Regions from separate parts of the Homo sapiens genome. Here region 1 is linked to region 2. Evidence: read pairs that join two places in POLR2A ChIA-PET (ENCODE). Cell type or tissue: K562. All regions are shown on one strand. Links, peaks and the distances in the headings refer to the core of each region. The heading gives the core; the rest is flanking DNA. Region 1 overlaps INCR1 (interferon stimulated noncoding RNA 1). Region 2 overlaps RIC1 (RIC1 partner of RAB6A GEF complex).

Region 1 (5,391 bases), core at 140-5,139, 75 kb after region 2:
ACATAAATTATAACAGTAACTAGCATTTATTCTGCACTTATGTACTAGATACTGCTCTAAGCATTTTACATTATTTAATTTTTATCCTCTCAACAATCACATGAGATACATATTATCCCCATTTTACAGATGAGGAAATTGGGGCTTAGAGAAGCTCAAGGCTCACAGAGCTGGAAAGTGATGGAGTCAAAACTTGAACCCAGAATCCCCAAGTTTATCAACTTCACTATACCATCTCTTTCCACAAACTTATTTTCTCACCAACTAAATGTATATAATAATTTATGTCAGGCTGTCTTATTAACTACATTTTTTTTAACTCCTAAGGTATTTGTTTTTACTCAATCCTTCATGTATAAAATTACTTTGCTAAAGAAATGAAGGAAATCAGTATTTTCACATTTACTTGGAGAATAATATCTTGTGTATCTTAGGCAAAAATGAAAACAATAATTTATCTAAAGGGTCATGTGAATTCTTGAAAATAAACAGTGCTGTAGATCTTTCTGTGGCATACATCCATGGATGTAAAAGTAAGAGAGGGAAGAAGGAATCACATCACCCAGGTATGATGTTGAAGGCTATAAATGAATCAAAGAGTTAACATTTAACAATAGGATCATATTTTAACACCATTTTCTTTCTTTCTTTTTCTTTTTTCTTTCTTTTTTGAAGGGGGTGAGGAGGGGAGGGACTGGGGCTGAAGAGTAAGGGCGGGGGAAGAAGTCTCCATATTTTAACAACATTAATCCATCCACATCATTTAATATATAATACACCAAAGGCAGAATCTCCCTGTACCCTGGTCACTTTCTCAGGATGCCCATTGTAATGCGCTACAGGCTCTTACTGTCCTCCACAGTTTCCTAGGAGTTGATTGTTTTCTTAGCTTATGCTGCCACTACGTGCTGCTTTCCATTAGAGGGGAATCTTCTTCTGTAGGACTTGGGAATCCCTTCTGTAGGAAGGGAGCAAAGTGTCCCAACATCTCCCCTAACTGGACACCTCTCTAACTCCAAGCAAACATATTGTTCTCAGAGGTTTTCTGAGGATTCCTGTGTGGTAAAGACAAAAATGTTTGCATGAATAGCAAGACTCCCTCCATATTTTTATCTTGACCAGTAAATGAAAACATGGGTTTAAATCAGCTGTATGTGTGGATTAGAAAACAAAGTTGACCATTGCCTATATATACTTCATCATTGAGTCCATGTTCTTCTATGATCAAGCAGATAAACAGTTTACCTGTTAGTATTTGTTAAAAAGCAGTGAGGGGTGGCTGGGCGTGGTGGCTAATGCCTGTAATCCCAGCATTCTGGGAGGCTGACGTGGGTGGATCACTTGAGGTCATGAGTTAAGACCAGCCTGGCCAACATGGTGAAACCCCGTCTCTACTAAAAGTACAAAAATTAACTGGGTGTGGTGGTGCACGCCTGTAATCCCAGCTATTTGGGAGGCTGAGCCAGGAGAATTGCTTGAACCCAGGAGGCAGAGGTTACAGTAAGCCGAGATCGCACCACAGCCTAGGTCACAGAGCGAGACTCCCCATCTAAAGAAAAAAAAAAAAAAGCATTGAGGGGTTATCCAGCTCTGTAACTCAAATCTCTGGTGAAAGTGCTGTTTGACTGGAATGTGGTGAGCATATTGGGCGTCTTCAAGACTCAATGAATGGGGATTGAGTGCTTAGATACTCTAAAGATTATCTCAAAATATTCTGTTATTGCTCATACAGTTCCTTCTTGTGGTTGGAGTATTCAGAAGAAGAAATGTCTACTTACAACTTTATTTTCCTCTCTGAATCTACAGATTTTATAAAAAATAATGGGCATTTCTAAGTTTGCTCTTCATGAATGTGTTAACAATACCCCAAGCGACTGCTTCAAAAACCAATTTGTTTCAGATTATTATAACAGCCATGTAAATTTAAGTATGATGTCTCAGGCAAAACTTGGTTAATGCGGACATGAAGTTGAATATATAAAATTAATGACAGATATTAAAATGTGTAAATGCAATTGATTTTTTTTTTCCAGTCTCACTGTCGCCCAGGCTGGAGTGCAGTGGCACAATCTGCAACCTCCGCCTCCTGGGTTCAAGTGATTCTTGTGCCTCAGCCTCTGCAGTAGCTGGGATTACAGGTGCCTGCCACCATGCCTGGCTAATTTTTGTACTTTTAGTAGAGATGGGTTTCACCATATTGACCAGGCTGGTCTCAAGCTCCTGGCCTCAAGTGATCTGCCTGCCTCGGCCACTCAAAAGTGCTGGGATTACAGGGGTGAGCCACCATGCCCGACCTAAATGCAATAGTTAACAATTTACAATACCATTAACCTTAACAAGGCAAGATTTTGCCCATGCCCATGTTATTCCCTGAAAATTTGGGCACCACTGGATGTCCAGTTAATCAGTAAAGATGATAGAGTCACAAGTTGAGAAATGATCCTATAAGTGTAGTAAAAGTGGTATAAAAGAGCCTCATTGACCGGGCGCAGTGGCTCATGCCTGTAATCTCAGCATTTTGGGAGGTCGAGGTGGGTGGATCACGAGGTCAAGAGTTTGAGACCAGCCTGGCCAATATGGTGAAACCCCGTCTCTACTAAAAATACAAAAAATAGCCAGGCATGGTGGTGCGCGCCTGTAGTCCCAGCTACCTGGGAGGCTGAGGCAGGAGAATTGCTTGAACCTGGGAGACGGAGGTTGCAGTGAGCCGAGATCACCCCACTGCACTCCAGCCTAAGTGACAGAGGGAGACTTTGTCTTAAAAAAAAAAAAAGCCTCATTCAGTTTATGTTTGCATGAAATATGATACATAGTATTACCACATTCAGGCCATATGAGTAAATTATACATCCTCCAAAATTATATATATACATTTGTCTTTCATTTACTTATGACCATTTACTCAATGTTCTGTTTTTAACGTGTTAGCATTTTCTTTCATTATTCCAGTTATTAATGGTTGCATTTTCTGGAATCTCTTCTTATTAAACTTGGGTAAATATAGAATACATTTGAAAAGAACAGACCAAGAGAGAACTTCTGAAAGAAATTCCATTCAATCAAGCAATCAAAGAACCATCCAGTGTGTCAATATTCAATAATCCCCCAAAACCTTTGTCTCCTGTCTCACAATGACACTGTCAGCTTCAAGAACAGGAAACCATCATCAGAGGCTTCTTCCTAGAGACTGCAACCCCATGCTTTCCTTCCAGCATTGCCCCATCCACTCCAACTGGGTCCTCCTTCTTCATAGGTCCACCGTTTCTTTGCTCTTTGTCTTAGTTTTGGTTCCCCCAGAAGCCAGATCCTAAGGCATTAATATGTACACAAGTAGCTTACTTGGGTAGTGATCTCAGGAAATATGGGCAAGGGAAGTGAGACAAAGAGGGAAGGCAATCAATAAAAAGGGCATGTTTTCAAGTGGGTTAGTACTGTGGGTAATGGACTTAATCCCTCTGGAGAATTTTGGGTACCAGTGTAAAATTCATGCCTCTGAGTTACTCTACCAGAGTAGCAAAGGAGCTGAAGTATTCATACCCCAACTCCTATCAATCATTAGTTAAAGGCTGCACTTAAGGCATTACATCTCCTCAAACCTATGCTCACATATGGAGCTCCAGCCACCAGAGAAGGCCATTAAGCAAGATGGTCCAGCTGCTGGCACTTGGTAAGGCTCAGGAGACATGGGCAGGGCACCAACTGTATCTGCCACACTGCTATCTGTGATCCCAATCTAGTACACTAAGACCCATGATTAAAAGCCAGGGATTACAAAATAGGAAAGAAGATCAAAGGCTTTGGAGTCAGACTGATTGGTTTCAAAACCTGATTTCTTAACCTTTCTAAGCTTCAAAATTCCATAGAGGATTGTTACGGAGATTGAATAATGTAATCCATGTAAAAGTATCCAGTATTGTGACTAGCACATAGTACATATTCCCAAAAATGCTAGTTAATAATATTAACACCTGATCCCCTCATGGAGACATAAAACTGAACAGGACCTACTTTGTTCTCTGGCCAGATTGCCCAGCAGGGACCCAGCAATTCCAGTTTTGCTACTGGCATAGCATTTACACTGGTGTCGGTGAGCAGAACTGACTAAAGGACTGGGCCTCAGTTCAAGTAGTCATCAAGATATGGCCAGATGAAGCCCTGCATTGTCATCAGTGCAGAGTGGGTTGCTTCAAGCTGCGTGGGGCTCTATGGAACCCGGAAGAGTAGATGGATCTCCTAAGGAAGGAATAGGTTCTAGAGCAAGCCCACCTGGTGGTCCAACTTAGCCTCTTTACACTATTTTCCTACCCAGCCACTCAGTCTAAGTTTTTTAATGTTTATGAGAAAAAGGGAGAAAAGAACTAGTACTTATCCTTCTCAATATCAAGTTCTAATGCAGCAATATAACTGCCCTTCCAATAAGCAAAGTATTTTTGGAATTCCTTAGTTCAAATGAAATTACATGGTTCACATGCTCAAGGCATTTTTTTCCAAATGTTTTTCATTCCCAGTCAGTAGAGACCAGACTTTTGGAAAAACTCAAACTTTCATTAAAGCTCAGCCATGCAGGATATAAAAGCTGGGTGGGTCCACTTTGATTTTGCTTCGTTGCTAACCATTTCCACTTAACTGACAGCAAGAACAGATTTTTGGAAGAGAATGCAAAGGGCATGGAGAGGCCCGTGACATCACATAAAAACTCTAGCAAAAGAAAACTTAGAGAAGAAAATTTACTGTATTTTCCAAACAGCAGAAAACACTAATTTTTCAATTTTTAATATAGAATCTGAAATAAATATATAGCAAATTTATTTCAGTACAATATGGTATTTTTCTAAATCACTGATCATGAAGACTACAGTTGAAATACCAAATTTTAAAAAACAGCCACTAATATTTATAGACCCCTAATAAAAATATTGCCTTCCCTTGGAAAACCAAACATCATATGTTCTCACTCATAAGTGGGAGATAAGCTATGGGGATGCAAAGGCGTAAGAATGACACAATGGACTTTGGGGACTCAGAGGAAGAGTGGGAAGGGGGTGAGAGATAAAAGACTACAAATTGGGTTCAGCGTATACTGCTCAGGAGATGGATGCACCAAAGTCTCACAAATCACCACTAAAGAACTTACTCATGTAACCAGACACCACCTGTTCCCCAAAAACCTATGGAAATCAAAAATTAAAAAATAAAAATATAGGAAAGTGCTTTGTACATGTCAAAAAATGTTGCCTTTCTTAATAAAAATAAACGGTTCTCCAAAGTTCACTGGAAGGAGAATCTCCACATGGGGAAGAATAGCTAGATCTTACATCCTGCTAATTTTGTCTTCCCTTGGCCTGTGGGGGAGGGCGCTATTCCCCTCTTTACTATTGTCCTAAGACCAGG
Region 2 (5,391 bases), core at 54-5,053:
AGAAATGTGATAAATGCTCTTATATTTTTATCTGGCTTTATGGCTTGATTAAAAAAAAAAAAAGATGGAATGCTTTACAATTGTATGTTCTTTTATTTCAAAAGTTAAGGCCTGCTATAAGGAAAAGAATGCAAAATATACATAACTACACAGTGTAAAGGGCAAAAGTCCACGTTTTTCCCAAATTTAAACCAAGAGGTAATAACTGTCTGAGGTTCTTTTTTTTCTATGCATATACAAAAGCACATGCAAAAGTACCTGTAACTTACCAACATTTCAACTCTTCCTCTCATGATCTCTTAGCTCTTCCCTAATAAGGAATGAGAAATGCTAGACCTGGAATATATTAACAGTCATTCTGAATACCCAAGAAAATAGTCTTGATATAGTTTATCATCAAGATTCCCAGACTTAAAGAATTCTTTATTCAAGAAATGACAGTTCAAAGACCTGGTAATTTTTTAAATACTATTTGGGAAATGCTGGTTTAGTTTTATTCTAATCACTACAGACAACTCAAAACTGTAATGTTTTTCTGAATATAAAGTATGCAAATCACATATTAAAAGAATGAAAGGCAACAAACTTACTTGGGATACACTGGTTCATAAAGGTACTTGTCCCCTCTTGTAGATGTAATATGAAAAAACAAGATGTATCCATTTGCCGTCTGAAAGAGAAATTTTATTAATCATGAATTAAAGAGTAAGGCTATAACTGTAACCCTGAATTTTAATTTTATAAATTCTTACTTCGAAAAAAAATTTATTCTCCAATACCCTCCCTTGGAGAATTATAGCCTAATTATGCAAATAGAAGCGACTTTTTAATATAACCCATGTTGAAAAAAAGGGTTTTTACAGATTTCAAAATCTTTCAGTGAAATCAGTACTTCATAAAGTATTCTAGACATGCATACTCTCAAGTAACTGCATTATTCAATAATGAGTAAGTGACTATTTTGCAAAATATATAGTACTTTTTGAACTCTGCACTAATATGGCAAATTATTATTCTAAGTTTATAAAGCAACAATGCCACTTTATGGCTTTATTACACCTTTAAGACAAAACGCTTACTCTACTCAAAATTTACACAGTATTAACTTCAGAACAGCATATTTATATATTTCAAAAACAATCTTTTGGTCTCTGATTTACTACAAAATATAGCCCCAGATACAGACATAAAACAGAGCAAACCTTTAATTTCCAAAATTTGAGTATCAGCTAGTTCATTTTTCTAAGTTAACAAAATATTTTTTAACAACAAATTGTAGGCCGGGCGCGGTGGCTCACACCTGTAATCCCAGTATTTTGGGAGGCCAAGGCGGGCAGATCACGAGGTCAGGAGATCAAGACCATTCTGGCTAACGTGGTGAAACCCTGTCTCTACTAAAAAAATACAAAAAAATTAGCCGGGCGTGGTGGCAGGCGCCTGTAATCCCAGCTACTCAGGAGGCTGAGGCAGGAGAATGGCGTGAACCCAGAAGGCGGAGCTTGCAGTGAGCTAAGATCGCGCCACTGCACTCCCCGCTGGGCGACAGAGCGAGACTCCGTCTCAAAAAAAAAAAAAAAAAAAAAAGAAATTGTATTAAAAACAGTGCTATTACATGATCATGACATACATCTGCGTCATGACATACATACATTTGTGAAGTTCAAACAACCATTTTACATTTCTGTAAGTACAAAATATTATATTTAGCTGTTTCCAGCCAAACATTTTTACGCCTAACAGAGTGAAGTGGCAGTGTTTTGCCCAAACTACTTTACAGTAATACTGAATTCCTATCATTTTAGAGGGAGGTGGGCATGTACTCAAAGTAGAACCAAAGAAAACCAAGAAATTATCCAAGGTTTCAAATTACTTTCTAATTCTGGCTTCCTGTTTTTCAAAGGAATGACCAAGAAAATACTTAGTTTCTTCAGCAAAACCAGGTGGTTTGCTTTCTTTTTGACCATTAACTTTACTATTTTATAATGTATTTGAAACTAGAGTTTCAACACTGTAAGATACAAAAACAAAAGGGTGAAAATTCTTCAGATAAGATCATCTTTCTAATTCTTTATGTGCAATTTTATGTTCTTGCAATATGGAGAGTATGGAAGCAAAAGGAAAATGGCTTCAAATCAAATCATAACAAAGGTTTCACACATAAAAAAACAAGAACAACAACAACAACAAAAACAGACAAAATCTATGAAATACTTTTCAAAACACTGGCATCAAGCAATGAAGGCCAGTCATCCTTGAGAGATAAGAAACAACTGAAGTGACCCTCCTACTCTTACCCAGCTTACTGCCTTGTGAGAATTTCTGGGTCAGCACACTTAGAAGGCGCACTAAGACAAAGCCTGGCAGACTTCCAGAGTTGAGAAGAAGCTGAAGAGTCCAGGAAGAGTAAGACAAACATGAGACATAATGAAAAATCAACCAATCAAAACAATGCATAACTCAATCAGATGTTAAAATTAGCACAAAAGGACATTAAAACCTTTTGCTATATTTCATAATGTTCCAAATGTGAACTATATTCTGTATGTTCCAAAGGTTAGGCAATATAGAAAACTCAAACAAAACTCTAGAAACAGAAATACTAAAATATCTGAGATGAAAAAGACATTGGCTGGATGAATGACAGGTTAGACAATGATCAGAAAAGCACAGCAATAAAAATTATCCATAATGAAACACACACACACACAAAAAAACCCAAAATAAAACAGAAACAAAATCAGTGAATTGAGGAACAACTTCATGTAGCCCAATATACATATAAACAGAGTCTCCGCATGACAGGGGTAAGAGTCAGAAAAAAAATATTTAATTAAATTCAAATTTCATTTGCTTCACTTAAATTTCTTTAAAAGATAACAGGCTTTAAAACAAGAATAATAGCAGTGTATGCTGGGGTTTATACCGTGTGTAAAAATAAAATGTGTATAATATATGTTTCCTGATCCCAATAGAACAAAACTAGAAACAAATAAAAAAAATTCTGGAAAGCCCACAAATATTTTGAAGCTTAACTGCATACTTCTAAATAACCCATGAATCAAAGGAGAAAAAGGGAAATTTTAAAAATACATCATCCCAAAATTTGTGGGATGCTGCTAAAGCAGTACTAAAGAGGAAATTTACAGCCTTAAAATACTTATATTAGAAAAAAAGGAAAATCTCAAATCAATGACAAGCTTCTACCTTAAACTAGAAACAAATTAAACTAGAGCAAACGAAATCCAAAGCAAGTGGTGGAGGGTGGGGAAGCATGCAAATAACAGAGATCAGAGTGGTAATCAATGAAATAGAAAACAGAAAAATAAAATCAATGAATAAAAATCTGGGGTTCTTTTGTTATTGTTTTAGAAGATCACTAAAACTGACATATTTCTGGTCACACTGATCAGGCAAAAAAGAGCCACTAACAGAAATCAAAGAGGTGATATCACTACAAATTCTAGAGGTATTAAAAGAATAATGAGGTCACATTATTAATATGACAATAATTTTAACAACTTGGATGAGATGGACAAATTCCTTGATAAACACAAACCACCAAAGTTCACTGAAAAGAAATCTGTACCCTGAAAAGCCAATGTCTGTTAAAGAAATTATAATTCCAATTCAAATCCTTTCCACAAAGAAAATTCTAGGCTGAGACAGCATCACTGGTAAATTCTACCAACTCTTTAAGAAATAAATAATATCAGTTGAATACAGACTCTTCCAGAACACCAAAGAGAAGGAACCACTTCCTATCTCATTTTATGAGGCCTCATAACAAAACCAGACAAAGACATTATAACTACAGGCCAAGATCCCTCATTAACATATTCTTTTTTTTTATTATTATACTTTAAGTTTTAGGGTACATGTGCACATTGTGCAGGTTAGTTACATATGTATACATGTGCCATACTGGTGCGCTGCACCCACTAACTCGTCATCTAGCCTTAGGTATATCTCCCAGTGCTATCCCTCCCCCCTCCCCCCACCCCACCACAGTCCCCAGAGTGTGATATTCCCCTTCATGTCTCCCTGTGATCTCATTGTTCAATTCCCACCTATGAGTGAGAATATGCGGTGTTTGGTTTTTTGTTCTTGTGATAGTTTACTGAGAATGATGATTTCCAATTTCATCCATGTCTCTACAAAGGACATGAACTCATCATTTTTTATGGCTGCATACTATTCCATGGTGTATATGTGCCACATTTTCTTAATCCAGTCTATCATTGTTGGACATTTGGGTTGGTTTCAAGTCTTTGCTATTGTGAATAGTGCCACAATAAACATACGTGTGCATGTGTCTTTATAGCGGCATGATTTATAGTCATTTGGGTATATACCCAGTAATGGGATGGCTGGGTCAAATGGTATTTCTAGTTCTAGATCCCTGAGGAATCGCCACACTGACTTCCACAATGGTTGAACTAGTTTACAGTCCCACCAACAGTGTAAAACTGTTCCTATTTCTCCACATCCTCTCCAGCACCTGTTGTTTCCTGACTTTTTAATGATTGCCATTCTAACTGGTGTGAGATGATATCTCATAGTGGCTTTGATTTGCATTTCTCTGATGGCCAGTGATGATGAGCATTTTTTCATGTGTTTTTTGGCTGCATAAATGTCTTCTTTTCAGAAGTGTCTGTTCATGTCCTTCGCCCACTTTTTGATGGGTTTGTTTGTTTTTTTCTTGTAAATTTGTTTGAGTTCATTGTAGATTCTGGATATTAGCCCTTTGTCAGATGAGTAGGTTGCAAAAATTTTCTCCCATGTTGTAGGTTGCCTGTTCACTCTGATGGTAGTTTCTTTTGCTGTGCAGAAGCTCTTTAGTTGAATTACATCCCATTTGTCAATTTTGGCTTTTGTTGCCATTGCTTTTGGTGTTTTAGACATGAAGTCCTTGCCCATGCCTATGTCCTGAATGGTAATGCCTAGGTTTTCTTCTAGGGTTTTTATGGTTTTAGGTCTAACATTTAAATCTTTAATCCATCTTGAATTGATTTTTGTATAAGGTGTAAGGAAGGCATCCAGTTTCAGCTTTCTACATATGGCTAGCCAGTTTTCCCAGCACCATTTATTAAATAGGGAATCCTTTCCCCATTGCTTGTTTTTCTCAGGTTTGTCAAAGATCAGATAGTTGTAGGTATGTGGCGTTATTTCTGAGGGCTCTGTTCTGTTCCATTGATCTATATCTCTGTTTTGGTACCAGTACCATGCTGTTTTGGTTACTGTAGCCTTGTAGTATAGTTGAAGTCAGGTAGTGTGATGCCTCCAGCTTTGTTCTTTTGGCTTAGGATTGACTTGGCGATGCGGGCTCTTTTTTGGTTCCATATGAACTTTAAAGTAGTTTTTTCCAATTCTGTGAAGAAACTCATTGGTAGC

Evidence for each region. Peaks named below come from ENCODE experiments on the same cell type or tissue, not always from the same donor. Only the 100,000 strongest peaks of a DNase experiment are listed, where the experiment ranks them.
Region 1: POLR2A ChIA-PET joins it to region 2 with 5 read pairs; 13 of 35 experiments call an interaction of 5 or more read pairs at or near these places.

Annotation. Positions count from the first base shown.
Region 1 is chr9:5,610,660-5,616,050 of GRCh38, reverse strand. All of the region lies in intron 1 of INCR1 (interferon stimulated noncoding RNA 1), which reads left to right. Among named protein-coding and RNA genes, the nearest start is that of RIC1, 16 kb to the left of the region's middle. In K562, for the core only: no CTCF peak of the experiment used is centred there; no DNase peak of the experiment used is centred there.
Region 2 is chr9:5,685,238-5,690,628 of GRCh38, reverse strand. RIC1 (RIC1 partner of RAB6A GEF complex) reads right to left here. Exons shown (of 26, transcript NM_020829.4): 3 at 591-670. Among named protein-coding and RNA genes, the nearest start is that of INCR1, 58 kb to the right of the region's middle. In K562, for the core only: no CTCF peak of the experiment used is centred there; a DNase peak (open chromatin) is centred at 2,318.